Regions from separate parts of the Mus musculus genome. Here region 2 is linked to region 1. A link is a contact called in ENCODE Hi-C or POLR2A ChIA-PET data. All regions are on one chromosome and are shown on one strand. Each heading gives the region's core, a stretch centred on a gene start or an enhancer-like site at or near the end of the contact. The rest is flanking DNA. Distances are from core to core; before and after follow the strand shown. Region 1 holds the start of Zfp36l1 (zinc finger protein 36, C3H type-like 1). Region 2 overlaps Rad51b (RAD51 paralog B).

Region 1 (4,023 bases), core at 1,481-3,980:
CCGCTCCCAGGCTGCTTCTGGGTGGGCAGCAGCCGCTCGCCCCCTTCGGAGAAAGAGCGGTCTCGAAAGCGGCTGTCGCGTGAGCTCAGGGACGGGGCCGGCTCACCCTTAAGGCTGCTGAGAAGCTGGTTCTGATGGAACTTGGAGCTGGGCAGAGTGACCGAGTGCCTGCGAGGGAAGCCCCCGCCAGCAGGGGTGCCCACTGCCTTCCTGTCCAGCAGGCAGCCCCCAGCGCTGGGAGTGCTGTAGTTGAGCATCTTGTTACCCTGGGAGGGGAGGGAAAGAAAGGGACGGATGAGTGACTGAGGACATCCACGAGGCCAGGGCATGGTGTCCACAAAGGACAGCACCTCTCCATCTGATAGGCCAGTCTCTCTAAAAGGAGCCACCTGGATTTATTTTGGCACTGCTCATAAGAAACCGCAAAATCCTGCCGTGTGTGGAAGAAAAAGTTATGTATTCATCCCGCCCCGTGCTGACCCGATATGTAGCTTCCTCCTGTCCCTAAAGCTAATTTTCCCCCCTCTAAAATCCGGGCCCCGTTTATACATTCCTCAACTCAGAGAGCCTTTCACACAAGACAGTCCCTTTTCATTTCCCTCCCCCTAAAAGAATCAGGTAAACCTAGTTTAGAAGTTTGGAAGGATGAGCCAAATCCTCTCTCAATCAGTCCCTGCTTACCCGCCCCCCCCCCCCCGCCACCCCCACCCCCACAAAATCTGGCCCCACACTCTCCACCATTTCCTCTTCCACAAGTGTGCCCTTCCTTTGGCAACAGGTTTTCAAACTGTGCTTTTTCCTTGCTTGTGGAAGGGCCTAGTCTGGGATGTGGGTAGAGGGATATAGTGTCTGAAAACACAAGGTTCGGGAAGGGTAGGTATCCCACACCCTGGGAGGGATTTTCTCCCAGCATTCTCCACCCCCTTCACTAGGAAGATGCCTTTGCACTTGGTTTCCTGGCTGCGAGAGAGCTCTGGATAAGAGCACCAGTGTTTAATCTTGAACCAAAGCTGCAGACGAGAAGGAAAGCACCAGCACGCTCACACTCCCCGACTCAGTCAATTGGGGGCGGGGGTGTGTGAGTGAGCAAGGACAGAGGCTGCCACAAGCCCTAGTCACCTGCCCAAACTACCTAAGATTTAGAAAAGAGTGGGGGTGGGAGACTTGAAAGTTATCTCCAGGCCCCTGACACATGTGGGTGTGTGTCATTGTGCAAATTCTAAAGTTAGTCCCTTAGGATCCGCAGCAGGGGATCGGGAATCGGTAACCCTGTAACCGCAACCACCCCACCGAGCGGATTACAGGAACCCAGAGGAGAGCCGCTTCCAACAATGAGGTTCATTTAAAAAGTCCTGCGGGGGGAGGGGGCAAAAGAAAGAGAAATAGATCAAAGAGCGGGGCAGCGGGGCCCAGGATGGAGTTGGCTAGCTCAGGCTGCCGCCAGGGCAAACAGACTTGGAAAAACGCAGGGAGGGAAAGAAGCCGAAAATGCAAAGTTTTTGATGTTGCTCTTCAACTCCAGCACGGCCCTGCACCCCAACCCTGCAGCCCCGGGGCCTTGGCAGCTGCACCGACAGGAGCAGCGAGCTAGGAAGAGAGCAACATGACCCGACGTGTTTAAGGGAAGGCAAAAACAGTTCAGCAATTAAAAGTAGCCTAGCAGCTTCATCCTTTCAAATTGGGGGGTTGGGGGAAGTAGAGCGGGCAAAAAATTAACAACATTCACGGAGTTATTTCAATCGCACTCCTGGAACATTACGGTTTTAAAAGTTTTTTTCTGTTTTGTTTTTCAAAAACCTGACTGGCAAACTGCCCCATTTTGGCCCTCTTAAATCCTAACTGGCGGGAACTTGAGGTCTGGCAGCATTTTGTTCCCCTATTCCTTAGTCAACGAACCGTAGTGCCTCACAACCCAGGTAAGCAAACAGTTTCAGCCCCAAGTTTGCAGCACGATCGACCAGCTCCCGCAGCGGGAACCTAGCCCAGCTGGGGCGGACAAACTCCACTACAAAGTCGCTTTGCCTACATCTTTTTGAACCTTAAGTCGGCCTCTTTCTTCGTCGCATTATCTCTTAGCTCCCCAAAACAGACAGGAAAATTCTCCCAGTCAGATACCGCCCTGAGACCTCGCTTTTCCTAGAGACCCCTAGCAAAAGGTGTTGGGTAACCTCGAACATCTCCAGCGGGTACAGGAAACCCAAGGCGCACACTGCGAAGCCGAGCCCACCCGCTTAGCCCAGCTCCGGAGGTGCACCATGCAGAAAAGAATCCTTCAAAATTCGTCCCAAACCTAACCACTCTTCCGCACCTCCTTGCCCCGCAAACTGGAGCAGTCGCCCAGAACTTTGCTCCCCGGATTCACAGAACCCCACCTGGGACCTGAAACTTAAGTGCGAGGAGGACATAAACAAATTCCTTCACCATGGAGGGAAACGCAAGCAGTGAAACTCCTTCACGTCCCCGAGACCCAAACTTTTTAGAGTTTCTTGGAGCACAAGAGAAACTTTCAAAAAGCCAACGCTCCGCCCTGCTTTACCTTGCATAAAACTTCGCTCAAGTCAAAAATGGTGGCGGACACGAGGGTGGTGGTCATCGTGGGCGTTCGCACGGGGCAAGGACTAGGATCTGGTGTGTCGTGAAGGTCCCGGTGCGGGGAAGGCGCAGCCTCCGGCTCTCCGGTCAGGAGTCCCACACGCCTGCTCCCGGCGCCCCTCGCCTTTCTGACTCTCCCGGGCTGCGGCGCGCAAAGCCCAATTTATAAGATTTGGTGGGTTGGGGGGGGTGGAAGGAGGAGCTTTAAACGTATTTAAATGAAGAAGAGGAGGCGGAAAAAAAGTTGATTGACACTGAGGTTGAATCAGCCATGCGGTCAAGAGGGAGGGAGGGGTAAAGGGGGAGGAAAGAAACTTTCAAAAGGAAGAAGGGGGAGGGAGACGAGGAAAGAAGGCGGAAAAAAAAAAAAAAAAAAAGCACTCGGAGCGGCGCAAAACTTTTTTTTCTTAAAGAGGAAAAGTTTCGAGTCCGCGGGCTCCGGGGGCGCCCCTCCCCTGGGCCGAGCCCGGCAGAGGGGGAGGGGCGCCCACCCTTTGTCAACCTCGCTGCTCGGCTCTGTGACATCACTCATTCCACCCCCTTCGGAGTTCGAGTTGTTGTGTTTGTTGGTTTTTTTTTTTAAGAGTTGGAAGGCGGGCTCGACTCTCCTCTCTCTCTCTCTCTCTCTCTCTCTCTCTCTCTCTCTCTCTCTCTCTCCCCCCCCTCCTCCCTCCCTCTCCCCCCTGTCTTTTTTTTTTTTTTTTTTCTTCCTAGCAGGCGCTGGAGCTGGTCTTGAGCGGGCCAGGGCTGCGGTTTCCATCTTGAGCTAGTGTCCCTTGAAACTTCTCCAAGTGCCCGCACGACTTACCTTCCCCTGACTTCCCTGTCCACACCCGGCTGCCCATCGCAAAATGAGCTGGGCGAGGAGTTTAGGAATGCGGAGCACCCCAAATGTTCGAGTCAAGAGTTTTATGTTTGTTGTTTCCCATCAGTGAGCAAAAGAAGTAGGGATGACCAGAGAAAACTTTTTCTCCAGGAGAGCCTAGGCTGGAGGGGGCGAGAGCAGTAAGATTTTGCGCGCAGCGCGGGGTCCACGCGTGCTGGGCCGGCAGCCTGCGTTTTCCCGGTATGGTGGGGGCACCACTGCCTGGGCAGAATTCTTTCAGACCTAGATGGGGCGCTTTGTTCACATAACCGATCTTTAAACTTGCTACAGCAGAAAAGTCCAGACTTTCAAGGGCACCCCCTGAAAATAAAAGAGCAACAAGTCACTTTCCACGCGCGCTTTGAATTCGGGCTGCCTCCTCCACACATCCCCGAATGTTAAAAACAAGGGGGGAAAAAGTTACTTTGGTAAGAAGGAAGGTAGAGGTGGGGGAAGCGACACTTCTTGCTGCTCTCCCGCCCCCACGCGAACGGAACATATGGCTTGTCACTATGCCCGGTTTGGGGGTACCAAGCAATAAGACCCACGGAACTCAGTGGCCTTCA
Region 2 (3,956 bases), core at 1,096-3,595, 470 kb before region 1:
CTGCCTCTGCCTCTGCCTCTCTGCCTCTGCCTCTGCCTCTGCCTCTCTGCCTCTGCCTCTGCCTCTGCCTCTGCCTCTGCCTCTGCCTCTGCCTCTGCCTCTGCCTCTGCCTCTGCCTCTGCCTCTGCCCTTGCCTCTGCCTCTGCCTCTGCCTCTACAATGCTGGAATTAAAGATATGAGCCATCACTGCCTAGCTTTAAAGCTGTTCATAATGAGTAACCATTAGAGAAAATAAGTAAGCAATAACCCATTTTCCATAGGAGAATACGGGTCCCAAGCAGCCTGTTCTCACATCAAAGACAATGAGATTCCATCCTTGTGGCAGTTTTCCCTGTCTCTGGAAGGTGAGCTCCCACTGGGATCAACGAGTGTCAAGAGGAAGGATATAGAGTCAGTTGGGCCTGGGTTTGGTTCCATTTAAATGTAAACATTAGACAGGTTATTCTTTCTGATTGCAGTATCTATTGCTGGCCGTGAGGTTCAGATAAGAATTTATATTCATTCACACAAACTAGATATTTAAAGTTATTTTAAAATAACCTACAAAATTCTTCACCATAGTTATGTTATTTACAAAGCTGCATCTCACAGGTAAGAAGTGAGCCATGTTGTATTTTAAAGGTCTTTCTGCCTACCAGTGCAAGCTGCTCCCTACGCCCCTTAGTTCCTTGCCTTTCTATCCTCTATAATGGGCCTTCTTGGAAAAGAAACTGATCAGGAAAATGTCAGCATGGAAAGTTTATGCTGGTGAGTTACCAGAATGCCATTCCTATCACTATCTGCTTTTCATTCCTGCCAGTGGGATGTAGGATGCAACAGTAGATTTCCTGAATGGTATCTAAATTATAAAAGATTGTTTTTTTTTTTTTTTAAAGATTTATTTATTTATTATATGTAAGTACATTGTAGCTGTCTTCAGACACTCCAGAAGAGGAAGTCAGATCTCGTTACGGATGGTTGTGAGCCACCATGTGGTTGCTGGGATTTGAACTCTGGACCTTCGGAAGAGCAGTCGGGTGCTCTTACCCACTGAGCCATCTCACCAGCCCTAAAAGATTGTTTTATAGTCACACAATGTTGTTGCTTGCTACAAGCTCAGCAACTTGCTATGTGAGTGTGTGTATATGTGTGTGTGTGTGTATACATACATAGGACAGAGGTCAATCCAAACTTGAGTGTCTTTCCTTAGGAGATGCCCATCTTGTGTTTTGAGACAGAGTCTCTTGCTGGGACCTATGGCTTATCAATTAGGCTAAATTGGCTGGCCAGCAAACCTTAGGGGCCTGTGGATCTCTACTTCCCCGGGGGCTGGGATTACAAGTGGGCACCATCACATGGGGCTTTTTATGTGGATGTGAAGGTTGAATTAGATCTTAATTTACTGATTGAGCTATTTCTTCAACCCAGTTGCTCAGTATTTTTTTTAATCTATAAAATAGGGAGATAATGTCATCTACATCACAGAGCTGTGATGGCTATTATAGAAAGTTATTTATTTATTGCAATGTCATGGTTTACACCAGGGCCTGTGTGTCCCAGGCATGCACTTTTTCTCTGAGCTATACCCTGAGTCCCTTAAGAGGGTTATTTAAACAAGACACTGCGCATGGTGATTGGCACTCTGTAAATATTAGTTTTCTTCTCCAGCCTTTTCAGGGTTTGTCCTCATCAAATAGTATTTGCTAGGTATTCTAAAAAAGGCATGGCCTCAAAAACTTTAGCTCTGAATTAAGATGTGCTGGGGGGAAGGTCAGCTTTGAGCAGAGCCTGTAGAAACCAGTGATTGTTGTTTGTTTGTCTGATAATAAACAATAATGGCTTCTCTTTCCCTTCCCCTGGTCTTGGGTCTGCTGAGTCACTGTCCCAGCCCCTTGGCCCATATCTACTATGCCTGTGGAATACAGCAAAACACACACACACACACACAAATAGCTCTAATAAAGGGCAGCTCATTTGAGGGATTTTGTTTGCATTCCTGTGCTTGCTCCCCTGGTGAGATAGGAAACCTTCAATAAGACTTTTCCTAAATAATGCTGCATGTGCGCAGGGGAATTTTCTCTCTGTTCTCCTAAGAAATGATCATTTCATAAGGTTCCTTTTCATTTTTTTTTTTCTTCATCTTTCCTGTTTTTAGTGCATTCCACAAAGAGCTCGTTCCTCTGCTGGTTACTGATTGATGGTTCTGCTCTCCATGTGCCCTTTAATTTTGCAATAAGCTAACAAGAAGTTGAGACCACAGAGTTAAAGAGAATTGACTCACTCACTCACCCGGATTCACTAGCCCAACAGGCCGATTTAGTGATTTCACTGTGGTCCTGCCTGCCGCCCGCCCACCGGAGGGCAGGAGTCCACAGGAAGGGGTGTTGGGGAGGGAGAAAGAAGCATGACATCTCTTCTCAGTGGGAAGCCCTTCCAGGAAGTCAACTGCAGGGCTTGCTCCCCACACCAGGATTTGGAATTCCATGAGACATCAGCTAAGTGGAAATGGACAGTCAGTACTTACAGGTTCTCTGGGACTTTTCTTTAAAGGAGTGGTGGAATGCCATAAAAGAAAACAGCTGTAACCCACCACTGGCATTTTGATATGAATGAATTAAAAAACCAAGGACAAACCTCTGCCTCTGTTGTCCCCACCCAGCTGAGTTTTCCCCATAAGGCCAGGTGCCCAACAGGAAGCAAAGGCACTAATATAATACTTCTTGATTTCCAAACATATCAAGAATCAATCTTTTATTATTTTGCATTGCTACTGTATATATAGTAAGTGGTCTGAAAAATACAAATACCACTTAAAGTAGGAAAACAAGAACAAATTCAAATGGCTCAGTAGACCCTGAGTGAGCTACTCTCTACAGGTCCAAGTAAAACTGGAAAGACAAATGTCCACATGGAATTGGCCCCTGTCATGAACTCCTATTACAGATCCCAATTCTGTGTGTAATTGCAGCACACTTAACCGGCTCGCTGTCTGTCTGTCTGTCTGCGCTTATGTAGCAGCTTTTTCTTCGGAAACTCTTGTCATCACAGTTTAGCAGAAGTGAAAGCATTAGTAGCGTGGTTAGTGGCCAGGACAGAAGAAGAATCCAAGAATCTGTGTCCTTTCCCTTGCCCACACCTACCAGTGCATGGTTCCTCCCCAGCCTGCAAACTCAACCTTTTCAGTCTACTGAGTAGCCTACTAACTGTTGGCTCATTCCTTGCCTTCCTATTGAAAGTTTGTTTTATTCTTAAACATCTTGTTTTAGAATCATCTCCTCTCTAATGTGCGTGGATATTATATGATTTTGTGGATATGTGGAAGCCAGAGGTTAATGCCCAGTGTCTTCCTCTATCACTTCCCATGTTGTCTTTAAAATTATAATTAAGATATAATTAACTCATTTCTCCCCTTCCCTTTCCTCTCTCCAACCCCTCTTCTGTTCTCCTCCCTCCCCATTTTACCCCCTCTCAAACTCATGGCCTCCTTTTCTTTGATTGTCATTGTGTTTATATTTATATATTGTATTCTATACACACACACATATATGTATATACGTATATATGTTTAAATTGCTGTGTGTGTTCAGTGTTGCTTGTATGTGTATTATTTAAAGTCTGACCACTTGCTATTACACAATTAATTAGTTCATCCCTGGGGAAGACTAATTCTTCTCTCAGCAGTCATTAGTTGCCTGTAGTTCTTTGTCTAGGAGTTGGTGCCCCATGATATTTCCCTTTTCTCTGTTACTCTTGCCATTGTTTGGGTCTTGATCAGGTATCCGTGTTACTTCAGTATCCTGGATATAGCTTCCCTGTCATTTCCAAGAGACATGATCTCCCTGCAGACTTCCTGGTCCTCTGGCTCTTACATTCTTTCTGCCCTCTCTTCTGCAATGTTCCTTAACCTTATGTGAAAGAGCTGTGTTATTGACATATCCACTGGTGCCAGGCATCCCATGATCAGTTATTCTCTATA

Evidence for each region. A loop is a pair of places that touch in the nucleus more often than their neighbours do. ChIA-PET counts read pairs that join two places held with the same protein, here RNA polymerase II (POLR2A).
Region 2: a map of T-helper 2 cell shows a loop between it and region 1 (2.3-fold over the local background). The contact joins the enhancer-like site here to the promoter of Zfp36l1 in region 1. A Hi-C loop is called at or near these places in 2 of 37 maps with a recorded cell type or tissue (Patski and T-helper 2 cell). POLR2A ChIA-PET finds 5 or more read pairs at or near these places in 1 of 5 experiments (Patski).

What each region holds. Positions count from the first base shown.
Region 1 is chr12:80,110,283-80,114,305 of GRCm38, forward strand. Zfp36l1 (zinc finger protein 36, C3H type-like 1) reads right to left here and starts at 2,731. Exons shown (of 2, transcript NM_007564.5): 1 at 2,537-2,731; 2 at 1-266. The coding sequence starts at 2,593. Gm52006 reads right to left here. Exons shown (of 3, transcript XM_030247048.1): 3 at 3,298-4,023.
Region 2 is chr12:79,639,865-79,643,820 of GRCm38, forward strand. All of the region lies in intron 7 of Rad51b (RAD51 paralog B), which reads left to right. Among named protein-coding and RNA genes, the nearest start is that of Gm36048, 160 kb to the right of the region's middle. Within about 2 kb of position 2,346, at least 2 of the 3 ENCODE cell types and tissues checked have a DNase peak (open chromatin) inside an H3K27ac peak, as active enhancers do.